Linked DNA regions of Mus musculus: all the other regions are linked to region 3. Evidence: chromatin loops called from intact Hi-C (ENCODE). Cell type or tissue: heart. All regions are shown on one strand. Each heading gives the region's core, and the rest is flanking DNA. Links, peaks and the distances in the headings are about the cores only.

What was found. A loop is a pair of places that touch in the nucleus more often than their neighbours do. Peaks named below come from ENCODE experiments on the same cell type or tissue, not always from the same donor. Only the 100,000 strongest peaks of a DNase experiment are listed, where the experiment ranks them.
Region 1: a loop joins it to region 3, with 2.0 times the contacts of the local background. A loop is called at or near these places in 6 of 42 quality-filtered maps.
Region 2: a loop joins it to region 3, with 2.2 times the contacts of the local background. A loop is called at or near these places in 6 of 42 quality-filtered maps.

What each region holds. Positions count from the first base shown.
Region 1 is chr19:32,268,850-32,275,466 of GRCm38, forward strand. All of the region lies in intron 3 of Sgms1 (sphingomyelin synthase 1), which reads right to left. Among named protein-coding and RNA genes, the nearest start is that of Sgms1, 120 kb to the right of the region's middle. In heart, for the core only: no CTCF peak of the experiment used is centred there; DNase peaks (open chromatin) are centred at 3,872, 4,179 and 5,032; H3K27ac peaks cover 1,663 bases.
Region 2 is chr19:32,123,788-32,130,404 of GRCm38, forward strand. It overlaps Sgms1 (sphingomyelin synthase 1), which reads right to left. Exons shown (of 10, transcript NM_144792.5): 8 at 5,754-5,907; 9 at 1,439-1,605; 10 at 1-737. The coding sequence ends at 558. Among named protein-coding and RNA genes, the nearest start is that of Asah2, 24 kb to the left of the region's middle. In heart, for the core only: a CTCF peak has its summit at 3,596 (motif pointing right); no DNase peak of the experiment used is centred there; H3K27ac peaks cover 646 bases.
Region 3 is chr19:32,317,195-32,325,452 of GRCm38, forward strand. The region is part of intron 2 of Sgms1 (sphingomyelin synthase 1); the gene reads right to left. Among named protein-coding and RNA genes, the nearest start is that of Sgms1, 67 kb to the right of the region's middle. In heart, for the core only: CTCF peaks have their summits at 3,344 (motif pointing left) and 5,452; DNase peaks (open chromatin) are centred at 3,317 and 5,427; H3K27ac peaks cover 1,148 bases.

The sequences.
Region 1 (6,617 bases), core at 1,618-6,617, 48 kb before region 3:
AACAGACCCCTCACACCTAAAAGTTCTGATCTCAAAGGTGCCACCTTTGGCACGGCACCTGGCTCACAGTGCTCGGACAGAAAGTACATCTCAGGAGGCTCACTGTGACAATTTCAACCCCAGATTTTTATGGTGTTTCCCAGGACACACAAATGATATGCCACTCATTCAGAGCACTTGCATTACTCTTAAAATCCCTGGGCGCCACACACTCTTCTGTGAACACTCCAGTTTCCGCAACTATATGACCATCCTTCCTGATCATCTCCTCTTCCCAGCACTGGGTGCAGCACGAATCCAGCACAGACCACAAACTACACACAGCTCTCATGTCTTCTCCATCCCTTTTCCACTGACATAATTGCTTCTCTATACTTTATGGGATGACACTCATTGCATCATTACATCTATTCTGCTTTGTGACAAGTCAACTCACATAACTCAGTCTCAGCTGGGGCACGCTGCCCACTGCCAATATTAGAAGCGTGAACTTTGACGCCTTGTCCAAGGTGTTGTTGGTTTTTCATCAAACTGCTTCTACTTTCTTCTGTAATCAACCACACTGTCATTTGTGGGAAGACTGGCCCGCTCTGATTTCGGTGTCTGGCCTGGTCGTCTCTTTGGTTGGGATTTGTGACTGCTGCTTGGGACTGGCAGCCCAGCAGTAGAGAAAGACACAAAGTCTGCCCCACAGTCACAGTTTACAGTCAAGCAGTTGAAGAAAGAGCACGCTGTGTGCTCTGGTGACGTGCTCCCAAGAAAACAGTGCAGGACTACAGGACACAGGGAGACGGGAGGAAGGAGAAATGGGGTCAGCAGCTGCTAGGAAGGCCTCCAGTCCGCTATTCAAACAGAGCAAAGGGGAGCTTCATAAAGCACCAGTTGTTCTGTGTTTCCAATTGAGAACAAATCTGAACTCTTCTACAGACAACTGAAGTCTGCGTGGAGCAGCCTGGCTCCTGTAGTCTCATCTCCTGCCCTCTTCTTTTTCCATCTATGCTCCGGCAATGTTGTCCTCTGTTCTTCCTCTGAATGTTCTCCAAAGCAGCGGCTGATTCACGCTCCCCTTCCCTCCCAACTGTAAACAGCGCCGCAGAGAAGGGGACAAATGTGGGTATGACCAGTTCACACACTAGCAATGTAAGAACAAAGGAAGTTATCTAAGACAATGATTACATCATCAACTTTATCAGCACTAAACAAAAAATTGCAATAAATACAAAACTACTTTGCTATATTTTTCATTAGGGAGGATACTTGATCTAGTACGTTGAATTTTTCCCTCTTCTTCCAGTTCATTAAAAACATCCATTTGTAATTGTAACTCTATATGACTCATATAGAGACCAAGAAAAATTGACAGGCAATTTTTGAGAAAAGCAGTCTGTAAATAATCACCATGAATACAGACAAAATTTGAACTCTCCAGCCTGGAAGATGGATAAAGGCCTCTAACCGTGCTCCTCTAAGTCTGATCCTTGGAACTCATGAAAGAAGCTAGACATGGTAGCACACATCTATAATCCCAGCATCACTATAGTGAGAAGGGAGGCCGAGACAGAAAAGAGGCTGGAAGGTCTCAGGTCAGCTAGCCCAGAACCCCCAGTGCAGTTGCAGAAATGAGACAGACTGCGTCTCAAAGAAGGTGGAAAGTGAGAACTGATTCCCAAATGTTGTCCTTTGACTTCTACACACATGCTATGACACACGCACTTGCACACACACAGAAAAACAAAACAAAACATCGGTTTTTGTTGGTTTTTGTTGTTGTTGTTGTTATTGTTTTGTTTTTCGAGACAGGGTTTCTCTGTATAGCCCTGGTTGTCCTGGAACTCACTTTGTAGACCAGGCTAGTTTTGAACTCAGAAATCTGCCTGCCACTGCCTCCCAAATGCTGGGATTAAAGGTGTGCGCCACCACCGCCCAGCACAAAACATCTTTTTAAATGTGAAAAACCGAGTGTAGCACTGCAGTCTAGCACTTAGATCAAACTACTGAGTGATACTTTAAGTCCCATCAGTATACTGTTTCTAAGTCCTTATAAGATACTTTGTCTTGTTAGGTGCCTCAGACATTTCTAGAAGGTGTGAGATTGAAGCCTCACTTTCAAAGAGGTTAGAAAATTTGTTAAGAGCCTCTGAGAAGGCCAACAGATTAAAACAAAGCAAAACAAAACAAACAAACAAAAAAATCCTCTTTGAAGTTCGTCAATGCCAGAACCCACAATGGAAGGAGAACTGACCGCCAAAGGTTGTCCTTTGACCTCTACATGCACACAGTAGCACATATGTACACAAACGTATATACATGAACATACACATGTACATGTACACGCATACATACATAAATGTGCACAAACTATAATGCTGAATTAAAATGTATGTTTTTATAGAAATGAAAAATACAGTAACGTGGCAAGATACATGGTATCATTAAAATTTTGGGGGGCTTAGGATTACTTGCTAGATAATTATATATAATAACATACACAATTATAGTTTTGAATACAGGTATTTAACAAAATTGGCTGTCTTGTTTCACAGTCCATTTGTGTTGTGTTTTGTTATGTATATGGACTGGGTGGAGAGAGAAAGGGTTGGAGTTTTTCCACCTGTTTGAGCAGAAGGCTTCCTTTGTGGGTGGTAACTGAACCTCCCCTCCACATGATACTGGCAATTTGGAAATGTCTGGAGTAGGCATTGCTTCCTCATTACATCAACATATCATTGGCCAAGCCCTCATCGCGTCTTTAGAATGCCCTCCTCCCACGAGGCTGCTCACTAGACATAAACAGTCTGTAGATACGGCAAATCAAAAACACTTAACCTGCATAAGCTTACAGTCAGTAAACCAATGACATGAGCAGCTACCTCCAGTCTCTCCTGCAATGGAAAGATCCACAAATGAGAAAAGACATTGCAAAACAGAACAGCAAGAGAAGTAAAGGAAGCTACAGGCCTGGGCTCATTCCACTGCTAAGCGCTTAAAGGCTGAGAGCGGGATAGACGCAAGGAGTGCCTGGTGATTTCCATCTACCCACAAGGCAAAAGAAACCAAGAGCAAGCTGACTGCATTCTCTCCAAGCTATGATGAGTAGCCATGTCCCTCGTCAACTGCTCATCCCTGCCATGATATTTTTAAAATTCTCTGTACAACTGTGTGGATCAGCGTTTTTCACTAAGAATGCCATGGGGCTAGGGCAAAACCACTTTCTCTTTCAGTCTTCAGATGCTACTGTCAAGGGTGCCTCACAGGCTTTTTCTAAGGGGCGCCACAGAATACACAAACTCCTCTGTTATATCAATCGCCACAAACCTGGATAAACTTGTTCACAGGTCAGAAAATGAACCTGACACTGAAATAAGATTCTCAGCACTCATCAAGCTGCCTTATGGCATGAGGAGAATGAGAACAGAAAGGCAAGGTTAACCCACGTCCGAATCTCAAGTCAAGTTCTATTCATGTAAAACCACGACCTTAGGGAGGGAGGGGGACAGAAGCATCAAGATCAATCACTTTAAATCCTCACAGAATAAGGTGGAGGCAAAAAAATCGCCCCATCTCCGCAGGAATGCAGAGTACTCCCTTGCTAAGATGAGAACCCCAAGCTGGGAACCCCATTTGCAATGTCTCCCAAAACCCCAGTCCTGTGAGTAAAATGTGACAAACCCACCTTTCTTTGTCACTAACAAGGAAGTAACTGGGCTAGAGAGAAAAATTTGCAGGCTTGTGTGAAAAACAGCCAAACGCTGTTTTTCCAGAAGAGCTGGCTCAGAGTGCACTAATCTCTGTGCCCTGGGTTAAGATGCAGCATCTGGCTCCCAGGTCTCCACTGAAAAAAGTAGAGCTTGCAGCCTGCTCTCCACTGATAACGGTGAGAGCACGCCATGGCACTTCCTGTTCCCATCCCACCCACATCTGGAGGGAACACTCAGAACTGTGCACAGGCTCATCATGTTGATACATATGTTGAGGCTGAGCAGGTTATTAGGATATTTCACCAAGAGAGAGAAAGAATGCCAGGCTAGCCAAGTTGCACACATGATACCATTCTTCTTTGTAGCTAGAACCTGGAGTGTGAGAATATGTTACACATGTTGAGAAAAAGAGTCTTTGCCAAGAGTCTGACCAGAGGCCATGTTTCCTCTGGTCAAGACTGGAACACACAGTACCAAATATGGACGCACACCAAAAATTCATGCAAAATATCTGAAACCAGGGTGTGTAATAGGGCTCTGCCGGGCCTCTCCCATGGGGATCTGATGAAGCAAGTCTGGGTATCTGGGTGGTGCCTGAGAATCTTTGCTTTTAACAAGCACCTGAGGAACGGTATAAGCTCAGGCAAGTCTGGGGAACACTAGTAGACAATCATGCTCAGGCTACAGCCCTTAATAAGAGCACCAATTATGTACATTATAATAAATGCAAACAATAGCAAATAATGGTCTTCTTATACAATACTACTGTTGTGACAAGAGTCACTTTAAAGAAAGGTTGGTAAGTTGTGCAACAGTTAACAGCTAATACATGACAGCCACGCCATCTAAATAGACAGATGCCTAACTCCAACTGTGACCATTATACGCACAGCCTCATTGGCCAGCACAGATCCTGCCCATCTTGTAAAAAGTACCAACAGAGAAAGATTTCTGCATTAGCTTTTTAAAATCACGAACCACATACTGAGACCCATGCTGTTTCTGTGCATATTATCTTCATACATCTTTGGTCTCCAGACCTGTCCCCAGGAGGTAAAAAAGAGCAAAGCAAAAGGCCAGAGGCTCATCCCATACAAACAATTAGTTTAGCAGAACTAGGGTATGTTATAATTTAGCCCCCAAATCTGTGAAATGCAAGGCTAGATTTCTGTTTTCATTAAAAGTCTGGTTCAGTCGCTCAAAAGAAGAAGTGGAGGCTAGGTATTTATACCAATTTGTGAAGAAGAACAACAGAAAAAAAAGAGAAAGCAGGTAAATCCTGAATCCAGATGGCTCCCCTGGGATTCTTTGACTTTGCAAAGGCCGTGGCAGGAAACATCCAATGGGAACTGTGGTTCACACTTGGAACGTCCATCATCCAGGGCTGCTTAGCTTGCTCATAACTGCTAATGAATGGGAAAGGCAGCTGGAGATCAGGACAGGCAAGCAAGCCATACTCAACTGTGCACAGAGGAGCTAAGCTGGGGTGGAAGGTGAGCTGTTTGGGGGAGCTGTTCACAGTTTCAGCCCAGGGAAATCTTCCATTTACAAGTATTAAGTTTTGCTTTGTTTTGTTTTGCATTAGGTTATTTTTAAAGAAGAAAATTAATCTTTTTTACTTGTCCTTAGTTAAAATGAAAGGCTTAATCTGTCACAGGATCAGTAGCCCCAACCCTCTCAGGTTAGCTGGAAACTCATTTGAGTTTCAAAAAGAAACAAAAAGTAAAATCCTGATTCGTCCAAGCACTTGCCTAGGCCTCTATTACAGTAGGGATGGGGACAGGTGACTCATTCAATTACTTGATGAGGCCTCTGAACACAGCAGGGATGGGCAGAGCCCTGTGTCATTGACTCCTTTCTTGTAATTCTAGGTTGTCAGGCATCACTAAATGCTGCAAAGAGAGGTAGAGCGAGGGAAGGTGTCCCTACTATAGAGTCACCTGAACAATGACATCAGGGAAATGCAGAGCAGGCACACCTATGGGGGAAGACACTCTCCCCCATACATATAGTGCTGTCCACCCCAACCAAAGCACAGACCCCCAAACCTTTCCCGCCTCATCTATGGCTCTTTCGAGGGGCTGGGAATCCTTCCCCTGTCCCCTTCCCCTTCGCTGGCCTTGGGACACCCACCCTCTCCTTGTACAGATCTCTAGCAGAAGGTTATGACCCAGGGGGACTTTTCTGACCTCCTGGTCACACACCGCCCCTACAAATTCAATCTATCACACATGGTACTCTCCTAGCACAAGCCACAAGTGTAATGAAATCATTATTTCTGAAATGTAGCTGATGTCTATCCCTAGAAACTAACATCTATAGGGCAGAGGTCACTGCCGGGACTCTCTTCTTTTCTCTCTCCAGCACCTCAGAACTAGCAAAGTTCAGTATACAATGGGAAAGAAATGAAGCATGCCAGGTAGGTACTTCTGTGTGCTCTCTTAAAGGACAGCCTGGAGCTACCTTCCTTGCTGTGTTGGATACAGTACAGATTTCCTTCTACACAACAGATGTTAGGAACTCTGTGAAAGCCATGTGGAAAAGAAACATGAAGGCACAAACGAAGCAGGGTAGAGAATGTCCACTTGATGTCTCAGCTCACCTCACCCAACTGTATTCTGAAGAGGAAGACACTGAAACAAAGTGGTGACCACCTAAAATCACACAGGTCAACCACAGACCCAAGCCAGCTCAAATGAGTAAGTGCTGCCACACAGGAAGTAGTGTAAAACCCCAAAGCTCTTCAGAGGCCTGCCCATCCAGACCCTGTGATCTAGTAGCAATCGTAACTCCCCATAGTTCTAACAGCAAGTATGGGTTACTCAGCTGCCCCACTTACAGGAAAAAACCAACTAGCACAAGATGACATAGCGCATTGGTAGCTAGGGCTGATCAACAAACTCCATCGCCATGAGCTCA
Region 2 (6,617 bases), core at 1,618-6,617, 190 kb before region 3:
CCGTCTCTGCTGACTGTATAAAACCCCAGGCGAGCAAACCTCTCTGGACCTATCGTCTTCAGCCGAGCATCAGTGCAATAGGCAGAGAGATTCTAAATCAACTCCCATGCAGACACTTAGGACCCTTCATAGAGACATTTACTAGAAAATGGCTTACAGCCCTGTCTTTGGGGCAAGAGATATGAAAAGTATGTTTTCCCAAGAAAATAACACACTTTATTTCCAGATATGGCTGGAAAGGCCGGAGCTTAGGATACAGAAGCACACGGTGGTGCGGCTGAATGACACAGAGGGACACGGTGGCTGCCTGTTATAGAAGCCCCAAGCTTAACAACAGGAAATGTCTACAGTGCATGATGTGGGAACTTTTCTTTATTGTTGTCCAACGCGGGTCCTTTGGAGAGAAAAAAAAAGATCACAGTGCTGAGCAGGTAACGCAATAGGTTAAGTCAAGGTAACTTGAGAGATAGCAGGGGGAGGTGGTTACTTTATGGCATCTTCTGTCATGGAGTTCTTAGCACTTCGGACTGTTCTTCATTCCCTAGTCGGCAGAGCTGTTATGTGTCGTTTACCAGCCGGCTATATTTAACTTGCCTACTAAGGTGGACTACCGGCCAGGGGAAGGGCCAATGGTAAGATCGAGGTACAATTCCTTGGACATTCTTTTCAAAGTACTGAAATGGCCTGTACCACCACACCCTGGCCAGGAGGTTCATCTGGGAGGCTTCCTTAAGCACCTAGGAAAGCAAAGAACATACACATTTGTTTGTTTGTTTTTCAATCTTACTGTCTTCCCTTTAAAATATTTCCCATGTTAAAATTCAAAGGATCCCAGACTTGCTCCACACCCACCCACACAGCCGGGCTTCACTCTGAGTTCACCACACTATACCCTGGACACGTCAGATTCCAGGAGAGCAAGGGAAACTGAGACGCCCTCAATTTGTACCTACTAAATATCTCAGTCAGCCCTTTCTTCACTCTCCTTGGATCTTAACTTCCTGTGCTCCTATATAATAAATGTATATTTATAAATGTTATAATAATATAACATATATAAATATAATAGATAAAATATATTTAATACCTTAGTTAAACGTAACTATGAAACTAGTGATGGGCCCATCACAACCAAAGGTTAGGAATGCACCGTAAGTGCGGATACCATCTTGGAGATTATTTTTTTCACAGATAGTAAGCACATACGTTTCAGAAGAAAGTGGTATCTGTGTCAATTACATCAGCACTTTACACACTGGCTCCGCAGAGGAATGGTGCTATAAAAGCCAGCACCACCTCAGGTGGTTGTTCCGAAGAAAGAGAAACTGAAAAAGACTCACAGCTTCCCCGTCTTTCCAACACCTCTTACTCCGGCCTCAGCCAGCAGCACCAAGACTGAGACAGGAGAAGTTAAGATGACAGGGAAGGGGCGACTCACTTGCTGATTGGCCATCGTGTGATACCACCAGAAGAGTCTTGTGGTGATGTAGTAGGCCACCACCACGTCCACAGTGTAGTGGTCATGCGCTAAGAGAATACAGAAGATTCCAACGACGCTGAGGAGCCAGCAAATCCAGTGGTACCACCAGAGCCGCCGAGGAGAATCTAGAAGGAGGAAACATGTGCAATAGTCCCGGTCCTAAATACCACTCACCCAATACCACCAATACCACTCACCCACGCCTCCGCCATTCTGGAGGACCGACTATCTTACACCTTTCCTCCAGAAAGCCCATTTTTGTGGGCCAGCAAACTAAAGGACTTTTTGTTTCTCTATAACTTGGGATAGAAGGAAGTGGCTTTTAATGAAATATGACTAGCAGCAGTAATTTATCTAGGGCCATAACTTATTTCATATAAGCAAAAACGTAACATAAAAGGTGACTATGACCAAATATGCACAGGTCACTGCGTTGAGCTCCATCTTTAAAAGATGGTCCCCTGACACTGCGGTGTGTGTATGCATGTCTGCATGAGCATAGACACTGATGTGTGCAGCTGTGTGTATGCCTCACATGTAGGAGCCAGAGCTTGGTGACTGAGCTGCTCTCTCGATCACGCTATGTTATGTACTGAGGAAGGTCTCGACGTGAAACCGCAGCTCACTCACCGAGTCTGCTAGTCTAACTACTCAGCTTGCTGCCGGGACCCCTGTCACCTCCACACCAGCTCTGGAACTACAAGGATGCTGCCATGTCTACCTGGTATTTCTGTGGGTGCTAAGGAGCTAAACACACAGTCTTAGCTTGGTACCTCAGGCACTTTACGCCCTGAGCTCTGGCCCTAGGCTCTGTCCAATGGCCATTAATTAAGTGCAACCTATGGATACACTGAGGTTAGTGTCTTATGTAAATCTAACTCCTACTGTGCCACATATTCCTTTTCTAAATGTATGTTTTTGAGACTATAATTTAGTTTCTCCCTTCTCTTTGCTCCCTCCAAACCCTCCCTCTTATACATCTCTTCCCACTCTGTTTCAGAATTACGGCCTCTTTTCTCACTGATTGTTATTGGATGCATTCATGTGTCTGCATATAACTATACACTCCTAATTATAGCCTGCTGAGTCTATATACAACTTCTTGTATGGCCAATGGTTTGATGCTGGACAATCTGTTTGCTGTGCTCTTCCCTGGAGAGGGATGCCTCTTATGTTTCCATCTTTACTCAGTTGTCTGTAGTTCTTTGTGCAGAGTTGGAACCTCATGGTCTTTTCCCCATCTAGTTTGGCATGTTCCTTGGTCGTCCTTGTTTAGCTCATGTTTGTGCCACAAATGCTTAGGCAGGGACCATGCAGTTATAATCCCTACAGCTACCAGCCTGCTTCCCAGGTTCCATAACTACACACTCATCCGAAAGACGGTGAGATTTGTACTCCACATTCTCAATGCGTAGGGGTCTAGAGCGCGTGGGGTTTCAGACAAAGCTCTGAATGGATCTACTGCCCTGATTTTGGAGAAGAAGGTATTGCCAACTTTTACTGGATTCTCAAGAGATCCAACTGCCATTCATTCACTCGGGCTGGGCGCATCTACCTTTCCCTGGACAGGTCCTACTCAAGATGTCTGAATCAACAAAGGAAGTAAGCAAAGGCGTGCCTCTGTGGGGGGAACCCTTGCCAGAAGGCGAGACAGACAAAGAGTAAGACACTATAACTACAGAGTTGCATATTATATAAAGGTGAAAGTTGTTAAAAGCTGAGGGGATCAGAAGGAAGAGGAGGAAAGAGGTCCCCCCGCCCCTTTGGTTGTTTTTGCAATTTTAAATTGGGTGCTGGGGGCAGAAACTGGCCACTCATATTCATACCTTAACAATACACCAAGAACAGCTACTACACATTTTCTGTGAACCTCACTGCGTATCCATGCACACCACTTATTTTACTTTTTATAGCCTCTTCCTCACTCATGAAATAAAGACTCATTTTAAAGATGAGGAAACAAAGACATATAGAGATTAAACATTTTCCCCACAGTCAGAATTCGGGGAGGGGCCGATAGTTCCAGGATCCCAAATCAGGGTTTTGTGACTCCTGCAAGGTCTCCGCACTGTCCAGTAACATGAAAAACAATTTCAGGTGTGAACCAGTAGGGGGCGAGCACCCTTATTCCCAAGGGCCCTATAGCAACTGACTCCTAAAGTTTCCACTTCCTATGGCTGGTTATGTTGTGGTATAAAGGTCAGATGCCCTGTGGATAGACATTTCTAGAATTCACTGCAGTCGATCACACAGTAAATAAACAGGACATCTCTTCTCCCTCTCTCTCAGGCCCCTGCAGAACATCTCACTTCATAACGGTTCCTTCTGGTTCACGACAGGGTTGGGCAGCCTGCGTCCTCCTGTCTCCTCCGTATTGCCTGTCCTGTGTGTGGTCACCAAGCTCTTCCATGGCCTGCACTTTACCCCAAGGGTGACGGACAGGTCAGGCCACACCTCCTCTGCATACCTGCATCAGAAGCTGAGGACTGTCTCTTGGTCTCTAGCCTGTTCTCTCTAGAACTTCTTGAAAGCTACTTCTCTGAAGGAAAACTCAGCTGACACTGTCCCCTTGTTCCCAACCACTCTAAGTGTCCCCATCTGCCGCAGACAGAAGCCAAGCCTCTGCTTTGTGGCTCGGGCTCTTTCTGACCTGGGCGCTGCTTCCTGTCCATTTTCTTCTTCAGGACTACTCCCAGCTCCCAGCAGACACATTTCAAGAGCTACAATGCTCCTAACTCCATACTGTGGTCTGTGTCCATCCTCTGTGTCCCCCCGGTTGTCTAACACTCTGCCTTACTGAACAGCTTCTAACAGTGAAATTATGAATAACTGAATTTTCCAGGGAAGTAATCTGTTGTTCAATTACAGGGCTGAAATCCTAACAGCAATTAAAATGGATGAACCAGGTTTCATGTCTCAAAACAACCTGAGAGCAGAAAGCAACAGAACATGTTTATATGTGTTGTTTGAATTCAAAATTTTTATTTTATTTTTATATACAAGTTATTTTATTTTTATATTTAATTTTTTTATATATCCAAACCACATGTGGTGGCAGGCTTTGAGGTTTTTAGAAACTCAAATCAGGCCTGGTGGCTCACTAGCTCTTTCCACTGCCCATGTGTTCAAATGTACAACTCTCACCTAACTCTCTGCCACCACATCTGCCTGTGTACCACCCAGCTTCTCACCACAGCTGTAATGGACGAATAAACTTCTGAACTGTAAGCAGCCCCAATTAAACATTTTCCTTCATAAAAGCTTCTGTGGTTATGATGTCTCATCACAGCAATAAACCCCTAATTAAGATAATACACACATATACATGCACACAAACATATATCTATATACATATTTACATATACACAAATATACAAATATATATACTCATATGCATACACATATATGCACATATATATAAGCACTCACATATATGCATATACATGTATGTAACTGTTGGGGTTTTCTTTTATTGTTTATTGTAATGTTAAGTGGGGAGCCCAAGACCTGGGAGTCTGCATGTAGCCTCTGGGACCCTGCCTCCAAGTCAACTCTAATTGGTGAATAAAGATGCTAGCAGTCAATAGCTGGCAGAAGAGAGATAGGTGGGGTTGAGTTTTGGTGGGCCTAGCAGGAGGAAAGAGGAAGGAGGAAGGATTGGCCATGGAAGAAGAAGAACATACAAGAGGGAGAGAGAGAGAGAGACGTCATGGAGTAGGAGTAAAGAAGACGTGGTCATATGGGCTGGCCAATTAGAGCTGAGAGCAGCCCAGATGGAACAATGAAACATAGTAATTGATAATTCAGGGTTATAGTTAGGGAGGCAGATTCTAACAGCATGGAGGGTAGGCAGCTGCCTAGCTATTGTGCTGCCTAAAGCATATTTTAAAAATATAAAGGCTGTGTGTGTGTGTGTGTGTGTGTGTGTGTGTGTGTGTGTCTGTCTGTCTGTCTGTCTTTAATCTGGGAACATAAATGGTCTAAAGCAGATAGAATCCCTCCCACCAGGATTTTTAAAATGTATTTACTATATATAAATGATTCTATTTACATATATGTAAAACCACCCAAACATTATAGCTGACATCCACAGACAAGGTACTTCCTGTCTAGAAGTGTAGCCAAGTGCTTTCCTGGGCGCACAAGGATAAGATAAGGCAGCTGTCCTCGGGCCTCAGTCTGGCTTTAAGGAACTTTGCCCACACTGATTTTCCAAAGGACCCTGGGGCGTGGCAGGTGAGACAATTACAAAGCAAGGTTGCTTTAGACTTACACTCTTTGATAAATAGGTAGGTGAGCGTTAGCATGACCGTGTGGCCACTGTACAGATAGTCGCCACACATGTTGTGCGAGCCTGTGATGGATAAGCCACCTCCAGCAATGAGCTTCATTATTCTCCGCACTTGAGCTTCCCAGTCTCCAAAGAGCTACCAGAAAAAGAGAAAGTGAGAGTCATCGTTAGTTCACCTTGACCGGTGCTATCATCGAGACACAGACAATACAATCCTCATCAGAATGCATGTGGTGAACTTTCTCAACAGCACATTTCAGCGGGTGTCGGGGGTTTGAGATTCTAACCCAGGGCCTTAAGCATGCTAGTCCCTACCGCTAAGCCATGTGCCTCCATCCAACTTGCTTTACCACGATAAACCAGAAAGAATTTGTGGTTGATTTGCCGTAATTTCTTTGGAAAAAGAAAGTGTAAATCCTGAGCGAACATTTATTTACAGATGTGTTTCTGCCCAAAGGATGGCAGTTCTGACTTATTAGCTAACTGGAAGCTGGTGGGTCAAAAGCATAACGATGTACCTTCGGCCCTCTGAAATCACACAGGCAGACCTGGCTAGTTTTCCTTTTAGTAAGAGAAGTTTATAAAGTAATCTAACTGCCTGAGATGCAAGTCTGGGCTGGACACTCGAGTAATAAATGACTTAAATGACTTGCTTAACTTGTATTTGTTCCATCAAAGAAGGCATGCAAATGTTTGTATCTCATGATTGTAGCACCCTTTTGTAGATCCCTTTTATTCAGAGATTTATTTATTTTATGTGCATGGATGTTTTGCTTGCATGTATACATGTGTGCCAAGTGTGTGCCTGGTGCCCCTGGAGGTCAGAAGAGGGTCCCCCGGAACAGC
Region 3 (8,258 bases), core at 1,298-6,297:
GGACAGATTTGAGCAACAGGGTTTTCATTAGTGTAGCAAGTAACCCTTTCAGGCATTGGTTGGTTTGTATAGTGACTAAGTAACCCTTTGGCCTAGTGACTCACTTTGCTTGCCACCATGGTGGGTTATTATAATTTGGTCAACTTTTAGCTATTAACATCACAGAGAATTCTAGCAAGGTCAGGGCTGTCTGCAGTCTTCCTCAGAATTCAGTGTGGGGCGGGGTAGGGGATTTCTCTGGGAGCTGCTATCTTGTTATGGTTATTTCTCTGAGAACAGCTAATATTATTTTGGCAGTTGGAAGCTTAGTCATTTTGACCACTAAAACTATGTTTTTACATTTATTTAGTCAACCAGCTTCCTTATCTGGCTCTGCACTTGGCCTGCTAGTGCAGTTTGGAAAGTCCTTTTCTAAGGGGGAAGGTACTGGGTGGTCTTGAATTCATTTTGGATATTACAGTGGCATGCTGGATGTTAGCATGCAGAGAGAGAGTGTTATATAAAAAGCAGGAATGCTGAATAAAATGATTCAAATTAATCATTTCTCAATATTAGTTGTGGTTGACATACAGTACTATCATTAGAAAGGTAAAGCTTATGTTAAAACTGTCTGACGCTACCATCCAGTCTCACCCCATCCTCCAACTGCAGTTGTTACTTTTTAAATTATTATTATTATTTTGTTTGTTTTTTGTTTGTTGTTTTGTTTATTATTTTGTTTGGTTTTTTTTGTTGTTGATGGTGGTTTTTCGAGACAGGGTTTCTCTGTGTAGCCCTGGCTGTCCTGGAACTCACTCTGTAGACCAGGCTAGCCTCGAACTCAGAAATTCATCTGCTTCTGACGCCCAAGTGCTGGGATTAAAGGTGTACGCAGTAGTTTTATGTCCAAAACTCTTTCCCTCCCTAATATTCAAGCTGCCTTTAACAGCTCCTATCACTTAGAGAAGAGTTAGCAAACTTCTTATGTGGATGTCAAGATGGCAGATACTAGGAGCTCTGCAAGCATCCTACCCCCACCCTATCTTTCTCTATGAGAGTCCTCTAGACCATTCCATGTCAGAACAACTCCACCCACTTCATAACTCATAGCTTTTAACCCCTAAAACTCCTCAAGCACAACACCAAAACTCACTTATTGCAAGATGCAGACTTCACAATCTATACTTCTCGAATTCAGGAGGCTAAGGCCTGGAGGTGGCCAATTGTTTGAGACCAATTTGAGAATAAGTTCCAGGACAGTTTAAGCTACCAAGTAAGACTATATTAATAACTAAAGGATGGATGGACGGATGGATGGATGGATGGTTGGGTGGATGGTCATTTAACTCTACATATTTGCATTGGTTTTTAAGTCATAAAACAACACATAATTGGTTAACATATACTTCATGCTTTAGAAATACTAATGGGAATAAAAATTTGATCAGAGCTTCCTTCCATTCTCAGGCACTCTACCAACTATGAACAGGTATGCCCTTCCAAAAGAAGTACTCTGTAATCCAAGTCCAAGGAATTTTGGACTCAACAAAGTTAAGCGACTTTCTTTATAGCAGGAATTCACTGCACTGTGAATGTCCTCAAAGATAGACATCCTACCCAATAGTCCTCAGATTTGTTTGGCCATGGAATATTTACACATTTTACCCTCTGAACTGTAAAAGCAGTTAGCAATATTGTTTTTGAAATTAGGTGCATACTTGTACAGGACAGATGAAAGGTCTTAATTCTGTCATCATGTGCCAGGCCTATCAATGGCCTATTGAATGGAATTTACATCATAATCCCTAAAACCTATGCATGTTTCTTTACAAAGTAAAAAGGGAGGGCAGCAAGGGGTTGGGGAAAGGGGCTTTTACAAATGCAATTAGGCTAAAGATATTGCATTGGAGAGGCCTGGTTTGTCCCAATATACAGTCAAAAGTGTCCTCAACATGTAGGAACCAGCCTGATACCAAATACAAGGGGTGTTGGGGAGAAAGGCAACTGATCTCCCAGAGACAAATAAATCAGCCCAAGAAAAGGAATTCTGGAGCCACCACAAGCTGCAAGAGAAAAGAGCAGATTCTCCTAGACCCTGCAGAGAGGGAGGGGCAGCCCTACCCACACCTTCACTTCAGACCATTAAAGCCAGTACTAGATAGACTTCAGGCCCTCAGAACTGTCAAAAAGCAAACTCGTGATGCTTAAGCTGCTGAGTTCATGATAATTTGTTGCAGCCTCCACATAGCCAGATGACTTACACTTGGTATCAATACTGATTTCCATGTTGTGTTTGGAGTCCTAACTCAACTCTTTAACAACTGCCACCGGGAGCAAATGTTGAATAGCTTCTCCTATTCAAGGCCCCTTGTGTTTCACAGCTTGTAAAATCTAATGGCCTGCAAGTCAGCAATGGCCACACTCAGTCGAGCTGTGCTAGCCACATACTAGAAGCATTTGACAGAAAGTAAAACACACACAGCTGGAACGCACAGAAGCCCTCATTAAGTATTCTTCAATGAAGCCCAATTACCCTTGTCCTCAATAAAGCCCCCATTAACCTTGCTTGCTGAGGTTTCACAATCCACTTAAAAGAGTATTCTAACTGATGACGAAATGTCCTGGAACTGGACTGAGCCAGCAAGACTTAAGTCATTGACTGGTTAACCACACGGCCTTGGTCAAGCTATTTGTCCTTTGTATGACTCAGGAATCTTATCTGGAAGACAGAACCAAGTTTAGTGATGTTTACATACTTGCTCTATTAATTAAACATGGAGATAGAGTTCCTCCCATGTATTTGAAATGAATCAGTAGCCAACGAGTGAAAATTCAACACATGGAAATAATTATTTGATGATCACTCCTACTCGGGGAGCTGGAGCTACTTTCACCTCAAGCTATGCCTCTTTGATCTTCCGTTTCACAAACTACAAATATTTAGCTTGCTGGACACTGAAATGACCTCAACAGAGAAAGGCAGATGGAGAAGCTCCACGTTATGCCCCTGGATCATTGCTTTTGATGTCTGGATCAATGATGAGAGTTAATGGGTCTAAGGCATGAGCTCGCTGCTGTGTTACCTTCACGGGACTCACTACAAGGCTTACATTTCCTGTTCTTGTAGCAGGTCTCCTGTATTCGTGGTCATCTGGACAGACGAAAGCAAACCACCACTGAATTCCATCTAACTGTGAGCTACTGAAGCTCCACCTGGAAGCCCTTGTATTTATTACCTGTCAGCTGTGCTCACAGCAGCGAAAGCAAACCATTCTCTAAAGCTCAGTGAAGCAGGCGCACAGTGAGGCCAGTTGCAACAACAGTCACCAGTTGTCACCACCCCCAAGCGCCACCTGCTGCCACATCTGATATCACAGCTTACACTGATGATTCAGAAGGTAGACTGCATCACACCTTAGGGCAAACATCAGCTCACCTTATGACCATACATCTGGACAGACATCAGACTTGATTCCTTCCGGAGGAACTTTTTGCAGGGTGTGGTAGCTCCTGCTGGTAATGCCAGGATTTGAGAGATAGAAGGTGGAGAATAAAGAATTTAACACAAGCCTGTACTCCACAGGAAAACTGACTTAACAACAACACAAGGCTGGAGATGTAACTCAATGACTGACTGAGCAAGTGTTTGCCTAGTATGAATTGAGTGCCTACAAAAGTAACAGACAGACAGGCAGGCAGGCAGACAGAGAGACACTAGTCCCCAGCTATATTGCCTTAGGCACCAATACCAGCTACCAGCAGAAATAAACCCAATTAAAGGTTCTGATAAAGAAAACAAATAAGCCTTGATGCTAGCTACATTTAAGAAACAAAAACCAGAGCAGTAATAACATTCCCTTGCCAGGGACAAATAGATGGAGATTCAAATAACCCAGCATCAGCAAATACACATAATAGGCTTTTCTGGTCTATAGAGACCATGGTGAGACACACCAAAATCCTAATAGACTCACAGTTCAGAAAAAGAAGCCCAAGCTAATGAAAACCTTAGTGGTAATGGTTGCTAAGAATCTCTTTATTGTTATGATTGAAGTATAGGTTACATATCCAAATGCTATGGAGGCACCCACCCTGTAGCTGGCAAGATGCAAAGCCAAAGAGCTGCGCACACACACACACACACACACACACACACACACACAGAGACAGAGACCGAGAGACCCATCCACGTCAGTATGTTCACATCTTCTTCTCACTAAATGTAGTTAGAGCACAGAATGTTAATGCAGATAACAGTCTTGGATATCTCTAGCTAAATAGAAAAACAAAACAATCTTACAACATGGAGCCGCAAAGGACATACCACCAACATCTTTCCTTCCTAGAATCCCCAGCCTTCCATATATCAGATAAGAAGCAACAGGACAAAAGTCAATGCTTCCAAGGCAAGGAAAGAGCTCAAATCAGCAGGAACCTCACAGACATCAACTCTTGAGTTTTTAATTGCAATGCCTCTAGATATTTGCTGAGAATCACCCAAGTTACTAACTTAAAATTCAGTGAGTGAGTCATGGTCTACCTACTCCTAAAGCTCAGAGTCTAATGCGGTACACCATCTCCCCAGGTTCAAGATCTTAAAAGAAAGGCAACAGAGCCTGGCTCACAAACAAGATGCTTACTATCCAACTTGAAGATGCCACTGCCGGGTCCTCCAGGGGGTCCGGTGAGCGCGGGAAGAGCACAGGATGCAGTCATGGCCTCTGCTCCAAGCCTATCCTTCTGTATGCGAGAAGCATTTGACAAGTGGAAGAACAATGAATTTCATATTTAAATCACTAATTCTGTTAGTGACTGAAGATCCTAAAAAGCTAATTAAGTATTCAGATCTTCAGTAATCCCAATTTGATTCCCAGATACAGAAAAATGTCGCCATCTAAAGATATACATTCCCTAGAGGCCAAAGCCTGCCTTCCTGGCTAGCTTTTAAAACACTTTAGGAAATTTGACCTCAAAGTAAAATCAGCAATTTAGTGGGGGAGGGAGGCTAGAGCCTCTGAAAAAACATCCTGCAGACCAACACACATTCAGAAATAAATTGATTTCTTTTCCTATTAATACACACAACTTGCTTTCTAAAACGCTGAAGCGTTTCCCACAATTCCTTAACTTAGTTGCAGCGAACGAATATCTCTTATTGCCAAGCTAGATTGTTCCAGATCGTTCCCTTTTGCTCTCTCCTTCACTGCCAGACATTAGCACAGTGACCTTGATTCTCCAAGCTCTTGGTGTGGGTTTTCATTAAATCCCAGGGGCCGGTGACAATGGCCTCCTAATGATTTCACAGTCACCAGAATCACCCTCTCCCACATACCAAACTCCCTGAGCAAGTTTCACTTACTCATTCACTGGATTCATTCAGCCAAAGTATTTCCAGAGTTTCTACTAGGTAACAGGCACAGCTCCAGGACAGAAAACAAAGCAGCGCACAGGCACACAGCACAGAAGCACCCCACAGTGGTGTTAGTCAGGCATTAGGCCTGTGCCAGGGAGGAAGCAGGAAGGGGACAGCAGGCTTAAGAGCTGTACTTCATTAAAGCAGTCAGCAAAGTCTCATTCCAGACAGGAAAAAAGAGGGGACCAACAGGCCAGGGGATGTGTATTCCAGGTAAGACAGTCACGTGTCCTCAGGAATGCAGGGCCCAGGATACAGCCTTCACAGGTGTGATCAGAGAGACCACAAAGGAACACATAGACATAGTCACAGTTGTGAAGTTCACCTGAAATGAAGCCCAAATGGTGTTTTTCTATTCAGTAATTCCTTCCAGAAATTCCCAAAGAAACTTAAAGGTTTTGAGAATATTGAAAGAGAAAAAAGTAAGGAAATACAGAATTGAGGATTTACCTTCCTGTTTGCTCAGCAATCAACACGGGACCCACCAGCATCATGTTCAAATCAACCACGGGGAACGCTTGTATTCTGGGGTGAGAGTCAATGCATCTGAGAACTGAGACAAAAGCATGAAGACACGTGTCCCCAGTGTCCCCAGTGTACCCAGTCTTCCAGTGGCGACTGTGCTCTAAGTGTGTTCTGCCGTCCCACCTCCTGCTCGGTGGGCGTCAAATCTAAGCAAAGTTAATATTAAAAAGCGAAGTAATATGCCTTGCAGGGCTGTTGACTTTGCTCGAGCGTTCAAATACAAACACAGTTCAAACACTACTGGGTACAATTGAGAGGCATTTTCCAGTTGAATATTCACTCGAGGGTACTGTTCTTTGCCAATGGGTTTGAAGTTAATTATTAAAAATGCTTTAACATCTGCAAGAAGAAGCATGAAAGAGCCGATGAATGATGACTCTCAAGAAGGCAGAGCTGACCTTTCGTTAGATCTGATTTAAATCACAGAATAAAGAAGCATCAATAGTTGTCATTTGCAAGTGTAGACAAATAATTTTTCAACATTTTCTTTTTAATTTTAAATGAACGGTTGTTACTCGAAAGCAAGAACAATGACCTACTACTCTTAATTTTTAAGTGATGGTGATTGTCTACATGGGGGGGGGGGGGGGCAAGGGGAACGGCCTTTTTACTGTGGCAAAAAAGAATACCACGATTACAAAAAATTTTAGTAAAATGTTCCGAAGGAGAAAATATGCTTTATTTGAAGCTATACATAAAACTGTGCACATTTGTTGTAGAAACTGGACTCTGATCTAGAAATCTGAACTAGCAAAAGAACACGAATTCCAAAAGAGCAAAGCAACAGCAAACAGCACGACGAAGCACCCTTTCCAGTGTGGAGCAGGAAGTGAATTCACGGGAGCTTAAGGAACCCAATCTTTTCTATCAGGCAGGCTCTGAGGCTACCTTCCCTGAGGCTTGATCTTCTATCTCCAACTCCCAAAGCTACTCCAGGAGCATTGCTTCCCAAGCGTGGGGTCTTGACAAGAGGTCAGTAGAAATCGTTCAAAACAGAAAGAGAAGGGACATTTCTCTGGCCCTATGGTTCCATCAGCAACTGATATAAACAGCAAGCATCAGATGCAGTTTCAATCTCTATTTCTCACACAGTCACCCTAACAGGTACCCTGGACACTTCCTCTCACCTTAAAAGTGAAGGACCGAACAGAGACACAGAGAGGTTAAGCTATCACACAGCATCCCAGTGATGTAGCTCTAGGTCCCAGCTGGAAGCAAAACACTTTCCTGCCTCAATGCTTCAGGATGCTAGGATTTCAGAGTATGGCTGGCAATTAATTATGTATTAATATTCGGTTGACTCTCATTACTTGATTTTTTTTAAGCAGGTTTTGAATTTTAGGGATATTATACTTAGAGGCACCACATAAACATCCACCCCTATCTATGGTATCTGACTCCATCATGAAAGGTGATCAAGCTACCCCTGGCTGCTTAAAGTCATGCCTCCAATACCCCAGAGGTAAACAGCTTGGAATAAGTCACGCATTGATGCAGAATGACACCTGACATCTTTTCCTGGTTAAAGAGGAGCTGGGTTCTGTTTGGTGTCAGTGGTGTGGATTTCAAAGGCCTCAGACCTAACACTGCATCTCACTGGTCTGGAAGTCATTCAAGACTACCCCCCCAGAGATCCATTCTGACCACATCTGGAAGAAAGAGACCACAAAGCTAAGGAAAACATAAATATGCCTTAGGGTACCCACTCCACATCAAAGACCTGGTGCTAACACTGTTTAAGGGTTAGTCAAAGAAGACCCATAAAATGTGGTTTTACTAGGGATAATCCTTTAGTTCAACTTACTTGTTTTTATAAGCAGTGTTAGTACTCAAATCACCAACAATTAAACCACCAGCCCAGCTCCATCCAGGGAAGCTGCCTTCCCTATCCATCATCTTCCATGTGCTCCCAGAGATGGCTAAGGTAGTCCCAGGCAACAGACAGGACGCTTACGGGATAAGAAGGGAGTGGGCAGTATCAGCTTTAGCGATGTGAACCTAATCTTTGAACCAAGGAACCCACCAGAGATGTGCTAGAGTTAAACCATTTTTTTGTGGCAGAGAAATTGAGCTTTAAAAAGAAGTCAACACCTTCTTAAATGCTGCCCAGAGATCTTCATGCATCGCTAACCTATTCTCACTGCCTATCAACAGTCGAGTAGGGTTTCCCAGCAACAGTCACGTGAGGCAGTTCACCGAGCACAGGAAGTACTCCTACAGACAGAACTTAGGAGTCTGACACAGTGAGTTCCAGGCAAATGTCCACAGAGTGGACCTGGGTGTTTGCTGGGCATGTGGTGCGAAAAAATGCAAAATTAAAAAAAATACAATTTATGTCCTG